Regions from separate parts of the Homo sapiens genome. Here region 2 is linked to region 1. A link is a contact called in ENCODE Hi-C or POLR2A ChIA-PET data. All regions are on one chromosome and are shown on one strand. The core of a region is the stretch at or near the end of the contact, and the rest is flanking DNA. Distances in the headings are between cores, read along the strand shown. Region 1 holds the start of ZNF518A (zinc finger protein 518A). Region 2 overlaps BLNK (B cell linker).

Evidence for each region. Hi-C counts contacts between places; a loop is a spot of excess contacts on that map. ChIA-PET counts read pairs that join two places held with the same protein, here RNA polymerase II (POLR2A). Pooled maps may share reads with other maps.
Region 2: a map with no recorded cell type shows a loop between it and region 1 (3-fold over the local background). The contact joins the enhancer-like site here to the promoter of ZNF518A in region 1. A Hi-C loop is called at or near these places in 1 of 37 single-sample maps with no recorded cell type and 2 of 50 pooled maps. POLR2A ChIA-PET finds 5 or more read pairs at or near these places in 3 of 52 experiments (H1, HepG2 and activated T-cell).

Annotation. Positions count from the first base shown.
Region 1 is chr10:96,126,706-96,132,578 of GRCh38, reverse strand. ZNF518A (zinc finger protein 518A) reads right to left here and starts at 2,282. Exons shown (of 6, transcript NM_001330736.2): 1 at 1,827-2,282. It overlaps LOC124902486 (a long non-coding RNA gene), which reads left to right. Exons shown (of 2, transcript XR_007062254.1): 2 at 1-3,524. RefSeq lists enhancers at 1,518-2,421, 2,230-2,869, 2,422-3,326.
Region 2 is chr10:96,243,326-96,246,482 of GRCh38, reverse strand. The region is part of intron 2 of BLNK (B cell linker); the gene reads left to right. Among named protein-coding and RNA genes, the nearest start is that of BLNK, 27 kb to the left of the region's middle. Within about 2 kb of position 1,907, at least 6 of the 41 ENCODE cell types and tissues checked have a DNase peak (open chromatin) inside an H3K27ac peak, as active enhancers do.

The DNA.
Region 1 (5,873 bases), core at 1,033-3,532:
TGAAGACCAAGATTTTAAAACTTTTGACGACAAAAACTGTTCAATTACACTTCACATTCAACTTAGGTGTATAAAGAAATGTAAAAAAAAAAAAAAAAAACTAAGAAAAAACTTCTATACACTTAAGCATACATCATTGATGACCAGTGATAACATGTCACAAATTTGCAAAAGTCACAACCTAAAGCTTAGAATCAATCTAACTCAGTATCTTCATTTATTACAAGAAAAAGAAAATGAGCCTTGCCCAAAGTCACAAAACTAGAAATAATATCTGGATCCGGTTCCAATTCAGTTATCCTACCACCACAATACTAACCCTTAATACTCATTTCTGGTATCTAATATGCCATGAAAACTGCTCACCATGAGAAGCCAATACCCCATATAGAACTGAAATACTCACAGCCTACACACCTGGGACCAGATAATAAATAAAAATTTCAAGACGGTGTTAAAACCTTTTTGTTCTGCTAATAGCACTTTGCCACAAAACCTTCAGTAGCATACCTGAAGGAATGTGGGCAAGATTCAAGTCTCCTATCATTTAAAGAAAAAAAAAAAAAGTAGTATTAAGTGCTCTAAAGTATGCAATGTCACAATGCCTCAATGAGAACAATTCTAAACAACTATAAACAGAAAAGTAAACAACAAAAATACACTTAAAGGGCATTTAAAGCATATCCTGAAGTCAAATTATAGATCTAGGCTAAAGTATAGTCCCTCTGTAATATTTCAAAATATAGAAACTTCTGGGATTACAGCATACTATTACCAGAGAGACTAGAACAGAATCCGAAGTGTGACCATGGCAAAAAATTGAAGCATTTAAAAGTTCATACATTATCAATGCACACAGTGGGTGTTCATTGTGGTTACTGTCTTTTGTCCTTCCATAAAACCAGATATAAAACGTTTTATTTGGTAATTATACTTATTTTCACGCAACAAACAGGAAACATTTGGTTGTGTAACATACCTACATTTTATTCTCCCCTTTTGTTGGCAATTTTCTGTATCTAGGGATGATCTAATTTACAGTTTCTATGGCAAAAATCAACATCGTTTACTATGCTTACCTTCCCCAGGAAATCCCAACACCCTCAAAGTGTTAACAGAACGCAATGTCTCTTTATAAATTTCAGAAAAGACAATTTTGCTGAAAGATAGTGAATGCATTTCTATAAATTTGCAGTTAAACTCAAAAAATGTTAGGAAATTTCACTGAATCAATTTAAATGTTTTAAATTAAACCTGAGGATATCAACCTTAGAGTACACTCAAATCAGACCCCTTGCTGCAGAAAAAGCAATTCAACAATTACCAGTAACTAGATCTAACATGCACACTTTCAAGTTAATAGAATTCCTATCCTGACAGTTTGGTGTCTTCATGTTTTATCACTGCGACAACTGTACAAATTCCAACATTCTTATGAATTCCTTGAACATTGACTTATTTTATTTTTCTAGGGTTTTTTAGACGTTTGACAACATACTCAACAATGTTTGCACTAAAACAGCTCACATACACTACTTGCTCTCAAATTTAAACCTAAAAAGAAAACTGAGTCTTAACTGTTGTATTCTGAACTTTAAAGCTACATCTGTTTGATCGGTCCACTTAAGAGTTAAAACATTTTTCCTTATATACATTTCGCTCTATGTACTTTTCAATTACCACAGCCACCTAGGAAGAGACTGTCTACTTGACAAAGAGGACACCATGTAACGAATAGAGTCAAAATGAACCCTACATGTGAGAAAGCCAGTTACAAAGAAATCCAACTGCCACTGGGTGTGGTTAGGGTCTGCGGGGAAGAGCACCTTTGGCCAACTCTGGAGAAGAGCGAGCGCGTCAGGGAGCAGGGCATCTCTGCAAGAAATGGCCCCCAATGACCATACGCTGGGCCAGCAATAGGGACGCCGTCGAGTCGGGCCTGCGAACCTATAGCTCGAGGGGTGCGGTCTGCGGGGCGCCCTTGCTGTCTCCACCAACCACGAAACCCGCCGAGTGAGTGCTTCGAGCGCCGCGCGCCCAGCTTCGCCCCAAACACCGCGCCCGATCCGCCCCTTCCTCCGGGGTTCGGCTGCCCCGCGGGGAGCGCGGAGGCACACCGTCTCCTACTCCCACCCAGCTCCTAGAATGTAGGAGAGTGTAGAGTTCAAAAAGCCCGGAAGTAAAACAACCCCAGGTTAAGAAAGTAAGGGTAAGCTCTAGCAGTCGGCAAAAGCGCTCGGCAAAAAAACCCCGACTTCTCCAGAAAAACTTTGCGGCAAGTTAAGCGGAAGCGCTGAATGGCCGGGACTATTTAACTCGCGCTTCCTCTCACAAGAGGCGGATCCCTGGACCTGTTTGGGGGACCCTGACGGTCCACAAACTCGCCGTTTGCCTGCTGGGTGGCCCTCTAGAAGTTCTGACATCCTAAAAGGTCTGGGCAGTCCCGCTGACGGGGAATACCTGTCGTAGTACCCATTGCCTGCGAGTCCCTGATGGCGGCCATTACACTTCCATCCGGGTATTGCCGAAAAGCTGATCGCAGCGCTACCGGGAGCGCACGCTGCGGCGGAGGGATCTGCGCTTTACCTGAGACAAGCGGAAGAGAACGGAGGCCGGCAGGGTCCGCGCTCGGTCTGACGAGACTAGGCCATGGAGCTGGGTTCGCCGCTGACCTCTCCATCTAGCGCGCGGCCCCGGCGCCCACCAGTCCAGTGACCCACTACTACCTCTTTGCTCACCAGCAGCTGCTGATCTTACTGCCGGTGAAATGGCAGACAAACGTCTACTCTGTGCTCTTCAGAGTAGACACCAGGAGCAGGAACTGTATGCACTTCCCAAGCCCTTGCTGACTGGGAATGGTCTCCACCCTGAGATTTTAACCAGTTCCGGTTTAGCAAATGGCGCCTCCCCACCTCTGGCTTCTGGCACGCAGGTTTTAGCAACCATTGTAGCCCACGTCAACGAAAGAAGCTGCCGCCAGTAGTTCTAGAAGACATACTGAACTCCAAACCTGTATATATTGAATAATTGATCAAAAACTATCTTCACAATGAGGGAGGCTCACATCTCCCTCAAACGAATACTTCCTCTACCTGACAACAGGGCTGGACAGTTAATATGGTTGGCTTTACCCCAAAGGCCAGTGTGGCTCCTCTTCTGTTCTTTATAAATCCAACCTACTAATTGATACCTCACTTTCTACATAATTCTACATAAATTATCTTCCTTTTAAAATGTGGGGAGGGAATAAGTGGCGGCAAACGTTTAAGCAACAACAAAAAACCTTGGCGCAGAAGGATATACCAATAAATTGAAAGTGAAACTATGATCAGATTTTTCATTTTTTAATGTTCCGTGTTTTCTTAAGTAGCATGTATGACATTTATAATTTTTAAAAATTTTTTAAAATATGTGTATGATACATATTTTTCATTGTCTTAGGGCAGGCTTTTGAAAATGTCAGCCTGTAGCCAAATGCAAGATTTTCTCCATCCTTTAATAAAAAGCACACTGAGAAATCCTCACTTTGTCTTTAGGAAGCCTTCTTTATTATTGTGTTTACTGGGCTACACAATTCCACCTAGAAAAGGCGAATGAGCGGAAATTCACATTAGTCATATTTATGCTTGTGTAAAACACACAAGGAGAAATCTTCTGTAAATACCAAAGGGGATGCCATTATGGAATGAAGAACATGTTTACAAAGTGGATTTTATTCCGCATCGTACATCACCCATCTCTCTTCAGGTCCTCATTTCTGTGCAAGCCAGACATGCACACACATCACAGCAGAAAGAGAGAGAACGAGATTTTTCTTTTAATAACAAAAAACGATGTTAGTTTGGAAAAATGGACAGAGTTTTTTGTTCTGTGTTTTGATGTAGTTTTTGTTTTTTCGATTAAGATATTGCATCCCCCCCCACAGTATTCACATTATAACTTTATTTTTACTTCTACATATACATTCACCTACAAAACCTTGCAAACCTGCATTTATGTTATAGAAGAATTGGAGAAAGTTAAAATAAATTAAAATATTAGTCAGACTTACCTTATCTCTTCCCCTTTCTCTTCCACCATTCATATCACCTCTTCCACCATTCATATCACCTTTTTTTTCTTGCTAACCTCTATGTTCAAAACCTGAAAGGTTTCTCTTGATCTCCTTTCAGGTTTTGAACATATTGGTTAGCAAGAAAAAAAAAAGTGGAAGTGGGGTGGTGAGGGAGGAGAGGAGAGAGGAGAGTGAATCAAGAAGGAAGGGAAGATGATTAAAAGGGAGAAAAAGATACAAAGGGGAGAAGGCTAAATCATAGCTTAGGAAAGGATTCTGGAATACTTTTTTACTTGAGAAGGATAGTTATGGGGATAGGACATCTAGATTAATGCTTTAAATAGTTGATCCCTCTGAAGACCTTACTACTGCTTACTAGCTGACAGCATTTAACCTCTGAGCTTCTCAGAGCTGTGCAACATATAACTAACACGTTATATATTGTTTGATAGACTGAAGAGAGTACTCAACGCCATTGCACCAAGAGTGTAATGGAAATGATAAAAGTGATGATGGTGGTGATAGTAATGAAGTTTCCATCTTGATTGCAAACCTCTTTCTGCTTTTCAATATACAACTGATGCCAGGTGCAGTGGCTTGTGCCTATAATCCCAGCGATTCAGGAGGCTGAGGTGGAAGGATTAAAAAAAATATGCGTACGATTCATGGACTCTGTGTCATAAAGCAGCTCACTTTAAGACAGTGAAATTTTCTCCTAAAAATAATATATAAATGGAAATTCATTTCTCTCTAAGGATTCTCACCTGTAAATCATACTTAAATCAAACTTATATTTGTTCTTACAACAATGTAAACATACTTTTAAGACACAGATAAGTTGGTACATCATAAGCACTATGATAATAAAAGATTAAATGATATTAATTTGGATAGTAAGAGTCTCTAAAAATGTCTCTCTTCTTTTTGCTGATCTATGAACTCAAGCCCAGGTTCTCTACCCCCAACAATATAATCAAGTGCAATCAGAATTGGGAAAAAAAAAAAAAAAAAGAGATATGAAGAGCCTGGGTGATACAGCATAAAGTGGTTACACATCCTGGTCAAAGATACGGCTTAATTACTTGTGGCAATCTATCATACAAGTGTTAGTTGATCTTTAAGTATTATTCTTCTCAATGTTCTTTTCAATTTTGTTGTTTAATATTTATTCAGCAGACATTTTCTTGAATACCTATTATGTGCCAGAAACTGCTAGCAATAAATAAGACATGATTCCTCATGGAGGGCCATCAGTTCAATGGAATTTTCTTGAATATTTGAAAGATTTTATGATCCAACAAAGCAATTCTAAAGATGAGATTTCAGACACTGTAACACAGGATGAGAAAGATTTTTCTTTAGGTTGGCATCCCTGACAGTTCCCTCTCAATTCACACTTCTTAGATGACCAAGACATTTTTATTAAGTTTTAATGAAAGATATAGTCCCTCTTTCTTAGTTCTTTTCATGGATACTATATTCAAACAGAAAGAACATTAAAATGAACTGTATAAACTATATTGGTCTTACCTAAGTATTTTAGGGTACCTCTCCCCACCCCTAATCACATCAAATTCTTCCTAAGACTGTCTGCATCCTGAGCGTAATGTAATAGATAGCACAGTTAATTCAAGTCCTTAGAAAAAGAAAAAAGAATTAAGTGGAATACTTGTTAATTACATTTAAGAACAAACCTGGTACACATATATGTTATATATACTCCTTTATTTCTCTTGTATATGCATAGAACATTTCATTATTTAAAGTTTTAAAAGAATAAAAATGTATAGGGTTTTTCTTTTCTTTTTTGTTAGTGCAG
Region 2 (3,157 bases), core at 658-3,157, 110 kb before region 1:
CCTCCTGGGTTCAAGCGATTCTCCTGCCTCGGCCCAGCGAATAGCTGGGATTACAGGCACGTGCCAGCATACCTGGCTAATTTTGTATTTTTAGTAGAGACAGGGTTTCTTCATGTTGGTCAGGCTGGTCTTGAACTCCTGACCTCAGGTGATCCGCCCGCCTCAGCCTCCCAAAGTGCTGGGATTACAGACAAGAGCCACTGCGCTCAGCCAGTTTTCCATATTTTGATTTCTGCTTTTCGAATTATTACCTGAAAATGAACTTTTCAATTGGCACTTGGAGAGGGAAAGCCTAGCATCTCAAAACTCCTTGTACATCAAAAACTCTTAAGCTTTTTTTTTTAAAGAGAATAAAAATTGTACATATCTGCATTTGCCACTCAAAATCTAAGGTAGACGTACCTTAGTAGGTCTTATATACCTTAGTAGGTAAGTCTCTTTCAAGAGAAAATGGGAAATGGTATTCTGTTAAGTCTTTAAATTTTTTAAATAAAACTAATACAGATTCACCAGGGAAAAAAAATCAAAGAGGCCAGAATTGTATGATGTCAAAATCTCCCATTTCCTTATATCTCCATCTTAACCCACTCCCCAGAAAGGGACATTGTCATGGTAAGTTCAATGTGTGTATATATATGTATGTATGTGTGTATAAGTATGTATATATGTATGTATGTGTGTGCTTAAACACATACATACATACACTGACATTGTACATACTATACACATACATTTTCGTCATAAATGGTATCATAGTGCATGCGCCATTCTACCAACTTGCTTTGTTGGTTTTACTTAAGCTATTTCATGGACATCTTTATTTGTTAGTAAGTAAAAATTAACCATATTCTTTTCTGAACAGATGATTTAATAGTCTACCTTAAATATATTATAATTCAATTAACTAGCTATATATTGGTGGCCATCTTTAAGGGGGGATTTGAATTTAAACCGGTACAACATTTTTGGATAGCAATTTGATAATAGCAATCAAAATTCTCTGGTTGTTTCTTCCAATTTAAATGTCATGAATAATACTTTAATAAATGTTCATTGCAGACCTTGAATATACCAGTAGGCTAAATTCCTAAAATGAAATTTCCAAATGGAAGAAGTTGTGCCCTTAAAGTTTTAATTGCTATTACCAAATTTTTCTCCCCAAATTTTGGACCAAAAAATAGTTTATAGAAGTTCATTTCTCTATGCATTCAAAAGAGCATCCTTATTCGTTTTAATCTATGCTAAAATTAAAAATAAGAAATCACTTTTGGTGGTATTTCCAGACTATGAAATGTAAATGAGTCTCTATGCATAAGTGATCATCATCAAACATAAATGGCCTTCTGCTTGTGAGGTGGTGGTCATCTTACAGAGGAGGAGAATTTGGCTTCATGTTCTGTCTGATGAGTGGGAGAGGTGTGTGATGATTTTTGCTTATTATTTCTGCTACAGATAGAATCTCATTCTTTATGAGACAGTCCTTGTTACAATCACTAGCAATTCTAATTGCCAGTTTTACAGTTCACCAGTTCTCAATAACATGAAGCCTCTGCATAAAATGTTTCTCTATTCCATGGCCCCCAGTTGCCAGTTTTACAATACACCAGTTCTCAATAACATGAAGCCTCTGCATAAAATGTCTCTCTATTCCATAGCCAGTCATATTTACAGCAGCTGTGGAGCTCAAGTTTTTTATAACAGCCTCTGTTTCATACATTCTGCCCATTGGATGACCAAAGCACTTTTACATGACAAACCATGTTTCTTCTCAGCCTGGAAATTATGGCCACCATAGTCATTACCCCGGGTGACGTCAGGGGCCCTTTAGCTCAAAGTGACTTGCAGTTACACTTTTACTTGAAGCCAGGCCACAGGTGCTACCCTGAACGGAGGAAGCACGCTTGAACACGCTGGTTCCCTAACACAAGACTGTGACAGAGTTTTCACTGGTCTATGGCCGCATGAGAAAATAAGGAGCATGAAGTGTTGGGGGTTGTGCACAGCAGCCAGCTACAGAGCAAAGTTCAACTACGCCTTTTATTCCTAGTGTTGAGTGGCCAACAGTCCTTTAGTGAGTTTTTCCTTTATTCTGAGATTATTTGGGGGTAGTAAAATACCCTTCCTTTTCTTTTATGAAATGATAGTAATAATGGATAACAGGTGGTTTGTGCTTTTGGAAATTTTACTATTCCTTGAACCAACCTGGGCACCAGACCCAGTTTTGTTTTTGTTTTTCTTCCTTGCAACACCTTGGATGATCTCTGTCTCTATACCTCATCATGGGACTAATGATAGTATCTTCCCAGCCCACCCTGCTGGCTTGTGAGGAGAATTGAATGAAATAATAGATATTGAGAGCCTATGAGAAAAAGAAAACCAGAATTTCTATGTAAATATACATATTGTTATTTTTGCAAATTACAATTTTGGTTTGTAAATTGTTTTTGTGTGCATTTTTTAATCAAACACAAATTTCTATGCTTTTTTTTTCAAAACATGAAAGTTTGTATATAATAGCAGTTATACTGCTTCTATAGAAGGATATGATATTTTAGTAAATAAAGGCTACTGGATATAAGTTTTATTTATGTATATTTTAAATTTCATTAAGCAAATAATTCTTAGTTAAAATGGGTAATAATTATTAAAAATAATTGACTATAAACCTTACTCATTTCAAGTAGTGGAAAGGGAGGTATCAGAACTTACAAAACTTGGAATAGTTTTCTAAAATGTAATTTCAATTTTCTTCTTTTATTGAATGAAGAAGGATTGTGACTAGCACATTTCATATGTGCATAAAGGTACTAAAGCACCTTTACTTTAGTAAAGTTTTGAGAGTGCTTAAAACAAGTTGAATACTAAATATGCTAAGTCTCATAATCTCCAATCCTGAGACACTCACTGTTCACTTGTTCGGCTTTTTTTCCTTTTTAAAGACAGTGTCTCGCTCTGTCGCCCAAGCTGGAGTACAGGGGCGTGATCATGGCTCACTGCAGCTTTGACCTCTGGGGCCCAAGTGATCCTCCCACCTTAGCCCCTCAAGTAGCTGGGACCACAGGTGCATGCCACCATGGCTGGCTCATTTTGTTTATTTTTTTGTAGAGATGGAGTCTCACTATGTTACCCAGGCTGGTTTTGAACTCCTAGGCACAAG